Regions from separate parts of the Homo sapiens genome. Here all the other regions are linked to region 1. Evidence: chromatin loops called from intact Hi-C (ENCODE). Cell type or tissue: PC-9. All regions are shown on one strand. Region 1 holds the start of SLC41A1 (solute carrier family 41 member 1). Region 2 overlaps PM20D1-AS1 (PM20D1 antisense RNA 1). Region 3 has its middle 27 kb from the start of SLC26A9-AS1.

What was found. A loop is a pair of places that touch in the nucleus more often than their neighbours do. Peaks named below come from ENCODE experiments on the same cell type or tissue, not always from the same donor. Only the 100,000 strongest peaks of a DNase experiment are listed, where the experiment ranks them.
Region 2: a loop joins it to region 1, with 8 times the contacts of the local background. A loop is called at or near these places in 3 of 110 quality-filtered maps.
Region 3: a loop joins it to region 1, with 5 times the contacts of the local background. A loop is called at or near these places in 39 of 110 quality-filtered maps.

What each region holds. Positions count from the first base shown.
Region 1 is chr1:205,811,991-205,814,490 of GRCh38, forward strand. It overlaps SLC41A1 (solute carrier family 41 member 1), which reads right to left and starts at 1,208. Exons shown (of 11, transcript NM_173854.6): 1 at 818-1,208. RefSeq lists silencers at 939-1,198, 1,339-1,568 and an enhancer at 1,002-1,502. In PC-9, no CTCF peak of the experiment used is centred here; DNase peaks (open chromatin) are centred at 1,251 and 1,771; H3K4me3 peaks cover 2,500 bases; H3K27ac peaks cover 364 bases.
Region 2 is chr1:205,888,465-205,890,964 of GRCh38, forward strand. All of the region lies in intron 1 of PM20D1-AS1 (PM20D1 antisense RNA 1), which reads left to right. Among named protein-coding and RNA genes, the nearest start is that of PM20D1-AS1, 28 kb to the left of the region's middle. In PC-9, no CTCF peak of the experiment used is centred here; a DNase peak (open chromatin) is centred at 1,477.
Region 3 is chr1:205,906,792-205,909,291 of GRCh38, forward strand. No RefSeq gene overlaps it. Among named protein-coding and RNA genes, the nearest start is that of SLC26A9-AS1, 27 kb to the right of the region's middle. In PC-9, a CTCF peak has its summit at 1,187 (motif pointing left); no DNase peak of the experiment used is centred here; H3K27ac peaks cover 435 bases.

The DNA.
Region 1 (2,500 bases):
AACAAAAGTAGCAATAAAAAAAACCCAAAACAAAAACCAAAGCACCGTAAGCCAATATGCACTTGCTCCAAATGCATCTCTTTAGCTGTAATGGCTCCACTTCTCTGCCTAAAGGAATCCCCAGGCTTCCTAATTCCTGATGGACTCCCATCCTATTCCATTTCACCAGAAGAGCTCTTATTCGTAAAAAATAAATTTAAAGAGAGTTCCACCAGGTAAGAGGAACAGGTCCTTAAGTATTCCAAACACACACAATTAGTCAAGTTCAGTTTAGGAAAGGAGGTATCAAACCCCAGGAACTGGCCCAGGAGAACTGTTTCCTCTATCAATTCAGTCACCCACCAGGACTCCCTTTTCCAATCTCCTTAAACACAGTACTGTGGTTCTTTCAAACTCCCTCACCAGAGATCCAGGAGGAAACCTCTGAGTCCAGTGCCCCTATGCCAGAAAAGTTTCTGAGTCCGCTAAAAGCTGACACCCCCGCCTCCCTCCTGTGTTCCTGGCAGGCCACTGAACCTGAGAGGGGGCTCCCAGGAGGGGAAGCCAGTCCTCCCTCACCACTCCCCCTGTAAAGAGACTTCAGACAGGCCTAAGGCCCTGGGACGAAAGAAGCAAAAGTGAACCAGGACGCCCTATCCCCTCCTCCCAGGCGGGGACAAAAAAGACCCATTTTAGTATCCCCAACCCCGAGGAGGGAGAGAAAGTAACTGGGTGGCCTCCTCAGTCTCTCCACCACTCAGATTCAGCAAATGCGCTGCGCGCCAGGACTGCCGCCCTCCACCACCCCCTCCCCGCCCCAGGACCCCACAGGACTGACCTGCCCCTCGCCTGGGAGGAAGGGGGGCGCCTGGCAAGTGGCAGCGTGGCCCGTGGTCTCGGGGGGTGCAGGGCACCCCCTCTTCTCATCACTCCTCCTCGACAGTCCTCCTTGGCCCCCGGCGTGCCCCCCCACACCCCCAGCCAAGGCGAGCGTCCAGCCGCGACACCCGGCTCGCTACATTTCGCTTCTGCGTTACAGCGAGGCCGCCGCTCCGCTTCCACGCGGGGGAGGTGGCCGGGGAGGGCAGGATATATCGCTTCGGGCCCGGCGGGGGGGCACCCGGACGGGGGACCGGGGAGCCGAGCTCACGCGCCCCCAATCGCTTCTTGCCCGCGGACTCGGGCCCAACTGGTTGGCTGCCGGTGGCAAACGTGATCTGGGGCAGACTGGGTGGCACCCCCCCCGCTCCATCAAAAATAGATTCTCGGATGGACAACAGCAGCAGCCAATCAGGGACTGGGGAGGGGGCGGGATCAACCTCGGCCCGGCCCCCTTCCTTCGCTTCGTGCCCAGGAGGCGGGGCGCCGGGGAAACGCAGTAGGAGGAGTGACGGGAACCGGGAGCCGGCTCCATGCGCCTGGAGCGCGCGGGTCCCAGCGCCCATCGGCCCGGGGTCCGAGGGGCCCGCTGCCCGGGCTCGCTGCGTGGTGCTACCGCCCCCGGGCCCGCTGCGCCGCGTCGGAGCCCCAGCAGACTTTGAGAGGCGTGTGCGACAGTGCGCGTCCTCTCCTGCCTCTGGATGTTTCCTTGGAGCCTCTGGCCTTCGGGAAGACCGGTAAACGTCCCTGTGGAGCCAGCCAGCCAGCCACCTCTGACCCCCGGGCTCAAGCAGCCAGCCGCGTGCTCCCTCCTCCCACTTGGTACCCGGACAGAACAGTCCCTACCTTGCTCTTCTCCCGCCGGCTCGTCACTTTAGGCTCCCTCCAGATTCCGCGTTCCTTGAGCAAATGGCTCACCCCTGACGAATCCGGCCTTAAAAAAGTCCCGGCCTTGAAAGGGGTGGAGACTGGCGGGCGGGAGCGAAAGGAGGTCAGACCCATGGCTGGGGTCGCACACGCATCACCTGAGGTCGGAGAGGAGGGGAGCCTCACTTCCTCTGACCCACTGAGCCTGGTGGCAGCGTGCGGAGAGATGTCACCATCCCGGACTAAATGAAATCCAACTTTCCCTGACGCACCTTGTGGGATCAAAGAGGGGTGTTCCCATGCTCACCTTTCGCCACTTCCTCCCTGGGGTATCTCCACCTCTCCAACACAAGCTCAATGCCAGTTCTCTTTGGGATGTTTTTGTGCAGGGGGTGTGACCTCCCTCATAAAGGAACCCCCACTCCCAAGTTTTCCCCTCTTGTCAGTGGAACCTGTGACCAACGGTTCCTTCCTGTCCTTTTCCTCCCTGAAAGTAGCCCGGGGGCATTCGAACATGGCTCTAGACCCCTGAATAGGGTTTGGAGCGGAGATGTGCCTGGGGAGAAGAGATCGCAGTGCTGTGTATGAAGCTTTGGGCACGTGCTCACAAGAGCACACACAGCAACCTGAGCAGGTCATTCCTTTTGATAAGGATGACAAATACACATACCAAACCCTGTTCCCCTCACCCACCCCAAACCAGTACCCCCAGGATGATTCCAGATCAGCTCTGGAGCATTTGCATCAAGGGCCTGCAGACTCACAGGACCTACTA
Region 2 (2,500 bases), 76 kb after region 1:
GTATTGATTAAGAAGGGGACAGACTTACCCTCCACTGTAAGTTACCCAAAACTCGGCATCCGTGACAGTTCAGGGGGCTTCTGAGGTGATTGGCAGTGTCAGTGTTCAGCCACTAAGCCAAGAAGACCTGGGAAGGAGACAGTCAGAGCCTTGGGCCAGTTGGACAGTCCAATTTCCAGTGGGGTCCCGCACAGATGGGACACAGCTTAGGAGGAATCCCAGGCTGCAGGCATTCCTTGGCCCAGTGGCCAGACTTCCAGCACTTAAAGCAAGATCCTGGGGGAGGAAGTCCTGAAGGGATGCCTGGCTGCTGTGGCTTAGGCATTTTGAAGTTTTTGTGTGCTGGAGATATGGCTGGGGTTTCTCTCACAGCAGAGGCAAGTAATTGCAACTCTTCTCTATTATCATACACCTTGAAGGTGCAGTTAATTAAGTCCTGTTGTGGGGTTTGAGGGCCAGAATCTAATTTTTGGAGCTTTTTCTAATGTCAGCAGCAGATTGGGTAATAAAATGCATAGAGAATAAGATAGCCTTCTGGCCCCTCTGGGTCTAGGGCAGTAAAGCGTCTAAGGGTTGTTGCCAAATGGGCCATGAACTGGGCTGAGTTTTTATATTTGATGTTAAAAACTGATTTGGGAGAGGTCGGATAAAGAAAAAAAGGAGCATTAACCTTGACTATGCCTTTAGCTCCAGCCACCTCTTTAACAGGAAATTGTTGGGCAGGTGGGGGAGGGCTAGTTGCAGAACGAAACTGTAAGCCAGATTGGGTGTGAGGAGGGGAAGTGATAGAAAGATTATAGGGTGGGGGAGCAGAGGCTGAGGAAGAATTGGGTCCTAGCTTGGCCTGGCGAGGAGCAGCCTGGGGAGAAGGGGAGAGGTCAGATCAGTCTGTAGAAAAGAAGGATTCAAAGGACTCAGAGTTTGGGGTGGAGACTGAAGGAACAGACAGGAGCTAAAGAAGAAAGATTTGGGATGAGTTGCATTGGGCACAGAGACTAGGGAGGGACCAATGTGTATTAGAAGGCCTGGATGTCAGGCACCTCAGACCATTTGCCCATTTTTCAACAAAAATTATCTAGGTCTCGGAGGATGGAGAAATCAAAAGTGCCATTTTCTGGCCATTTAGAACCATTGTCGAGTTTGTATTGGGGCCAAGCAGTGTTGCAGAAGAAAATAAGACATTTAGATTTTAGTTCAGGTGATAGTTGAAGAAATTTTAAGTTCTTGAGAACACAGGCTAAGGGAGAAGAAGGAGGAATGGAGGGTGGAAGTTTGCCCATAGTGAAGGAGGCAAGTTTAAAGAGAAAGGTAGAGACATGGAGAAAGGGTTGGGGAGCAGCCCTGGGCTGCAATGTGGGTGAGCAGCCAAAGCAGGCATCCCCGCAATTGACTTGCCACCAAGGGAATGTGGTTGAATGACCAAGGCAGGCATCCCTGAAGATATCAGACGCCAATGGAATGTGGGTGAATAATCAGGCAGGCATCCCCGGAATGATTAAACACTAAGGGAAGGCTGCCTTCCTGAGTACATGACCAGCACCAGAGTTTTGGGTCCATGGATAAAATGTGTCTCCTTTGTCTCTACTAGAAAATGAAAGGAATTGAAATTAAGAGAAGAGAGGGAGTGAAGGGTGGCACCAAGAATGAAAGGAGAAAGAGGTTGAGGGATAGTGAGAAAGGTTGGAGAAGAGAGTAAAAAGAGGCCACTTACCCGATTTAAAATTTGTGAGATGTTCCTTGGGCTGGTTGGTCTGAGGACCAAAGGTCGTAGGTGGATCTCTTCATGGAGTGAGGGTGAGGACAGGGGACAGTCTCCTGAAGGAGTCCTGCTGACCTGGGTCTTTGGCACCAAATGTGTCATGCATCCATGTGAAGAGACCACCAAACAAGCTTTGTGTGAGCAACAAGGCTGTTTATTTCACCTGGGTGCAGACGAGTTGAGTCCAAAAAGAGAGTCAGCCCAGTCTATATCTTTTAAATGGGAAAATTCAATCTATTTACATGCAACGTTATTCTTGATAGGTGAGTACTTACATCTAGCATTCTATTATTTTCTGCTTGTTTTGTATATCCTTTGTTCCTTCCTCTCTTACTGTTTACTTTTGTGGTTGGGCAGTTTTCTGTAGGGATAAGATTTGAGTCTTATCTCTTTCTCCCTATGTGTTAGCTTTACCAGTGAGTTTTTATAGTTTCACATATTTTTATGATGCTGGTTATCATCTTCTCTGTGGGGAACAGGCCCCCCAAAACCTGGCCATAAACTGGCCCCAAAACTGGCCATAAACAAAATCTCTGCAGCACTGTGACATGTACATGATGGTCTTAACGCCCACGCTGGAAGGTTGTGGGTTTACCAGAATGAGGGCAAGGAACACCTGGCCCACCCAGGGTGGAAAACCGCTTAAAGGCATTCTTAAACCACAAACAATAGCATGAGTGATCTGTGCCTTAAGGCCATGCTCCTGCTGCAGATAGCTAGTCCAACCCATCCCTTTATTTC
Region 3 (2,500 bases), 95 kb after region 1:
CATGGTCTCGATCTCCGGATCTCGTGATCCGCCCGCCTCAGCCTCCCAAGGTGCTGGGATTACAGGCGTGAGCCACCGTGCCCGGCCTTTTTGCTGTATATATTATACATACCTATGATAAAGTTTAATTTACAAATTAGGCATAGTAATATATTAACGACTAATAATAAAATAGACCAATTATAACAATATACCAGCATCACAATGCTTGTACTTTGGGGTTGTTGTTATTATTATTATTATTGTTTGAGATGTAGTCTCCTTCTGTCACCAGGCTAGAGTGCAGTGGCACGATCTGGGCTCACCGCAACCTCCGCCTCCTGAGTTCAAGCAATTCTCCTGCCTCAGCCTCCTGAGTAGCTGGGACTACAGCCGTGCACCACCACGCCCAGCTAATTTTCGTATTTTTAGTAGAGACCAGGTTTCACCATGTTGGCCAGGATGGTCTTGATCTCTTGACCTTATGATCCGCCTGCCTCAGCCTCCCAAAGTGCTGGGATTACAGGCATGAGCCACTATGCCTGGCCTATTTTGGAGCTATTACTAAGTAAAATAGGGGTTACTTGAACACAAGCACTGTGATACCGTGACAGTTAATTTGATAACTGAGATGCTACTCAGTGACTAATGAGCACATAGTGTATAAGCATGGATATGCTGGACAAAGGGGTGATTCACATTCCAGGCAGAACATACACCAGGATGGTGCAAGATTTCATCATGCTACCCAAAACAGCATGCAATTTAAAACTTATGAATTGTGTATTTCTGAAATTTTCCATTTAATATTTTTCAGACCAGGGTTGACTGCGGGTAACTGAAACTGTGGAAAGTGAAACCCACAGTTTCAGTTATCCGCAGTAAGGACTGACCTTCCTCTATATCTTGTAGGGTCCATCCTCACCTAGAACATAAAGATGTACTTGGGGGCTATTATAGATGTACTTTGGGGCTAACATAAAGATGTTTTAGGCTTATAGCTTTTGCTTTCTTATTAAATTTTCATAGGTTTTCTTGAATAGATGTGTCTTCATTTGCTGTTTGCCCTTGGGACTATTTCTCGAGGCTTTATTTTATTTTATTTTATTTTAGTAATTTTCACCAGTTTCACAGGGGAGCTGGTCAGTGGAACTCCTCACATTGTCATGCCACTTCTGCAGTGTGCCCTCCTCTGGGGGCCAGTAGCCACTACACCTTTCCAGAACTCAGATGTTGGGATGACAACATCAAGGGAAACCAAGGATGTTGGGAATTCCAAGATCAAGGTGCTGGCAGATTTGATGTTGGTGAGAGTCCTCTTCCTCTTCCATAGATAGCTGTCATTTCACTGTAACCTCACACGGCAGAGGGTGAGATATCTCTGGGTCTCTTTTATAAGGGCACTAATCCCATTCATGAGGACTCTACCCTCATGACCTAATCACTTCCCAAAAGCCCTTAATACCATCACCTTGGGGGTTAGGATTTCAACATATGAATTTTGGGGCAAAACACACAGTCTCTAGCAACTAGAAAGCCTTTCTAATTCTCTCTCTCTCTCATCATCGTTGGTATGAGCTCAATTCTTGTTTTTAATGGTTTAAAATTCATCCTTGTATTTAATTATTTTGGTGCTTAAATTGCACGTAGAGACCACTTTGATCTGGTTCCTGTGACCTTGTAACATACTCCCATCAATTTTTTGGAACAATTCCTTGCTTTCTGGTATAAAAATATGTTCCAGACTTATCTTGTATCCAATCCTATCCCCGCCTTGGAATCAACCATTTCTTTTAAGAAGTTCTGTCTCCTTTTAGAAAGGAATGGTGTTAGAAGCTGAAATCTGGGTACTAGATTTGTTCCTTTTTACTGGGTGTCATTACTTCTTGGAACTTTCAGCAGTCAGCACTAGGAAATATATCCATGTACACACCATTGTTCTGGAGGCTGGGAAGTCCAGGATCAAGTTGCTGGCAGATTCGATGTCTAGTTAGGGCCCTCTTCATGCATTGCTTAACAATGGAGACACATTCTGAGAAAAGTCTCTTTAGGTGATTTTGTCATTGTGTGAACCTCATAGAGTGTACTTACACAAACCTAGATGGTATAGCCTACTATACACCTTGACTACATGGTATAGCCTACTATACACCTTGACTACATGGTATAGCCTATTGCTCCAAGGCTAGAAGCCTGTACAGCATGTTACTGTACTGCATACTATAATACAATGCTAAGTATTTGTGTATCTAAACACAGCAAAAAGTACAATAAAAATACAGAACTATAACCTTATGGGATCCCATTGTATATGCGATTGTCATTGACTGAAACATTGTTATGTGGCCCAGGGCTACATACCCGTACATACAAATGTACATACACACATATATACATATTCATACATATACATGTGCACATAAACAGGCACACAAACATACATATACAATTTTGAGGAAATTGTAGAAAAAGGTGAGAAGCGAGTGTTCTTAGTTATAGTAGGATGCCTATTAGGACTAGT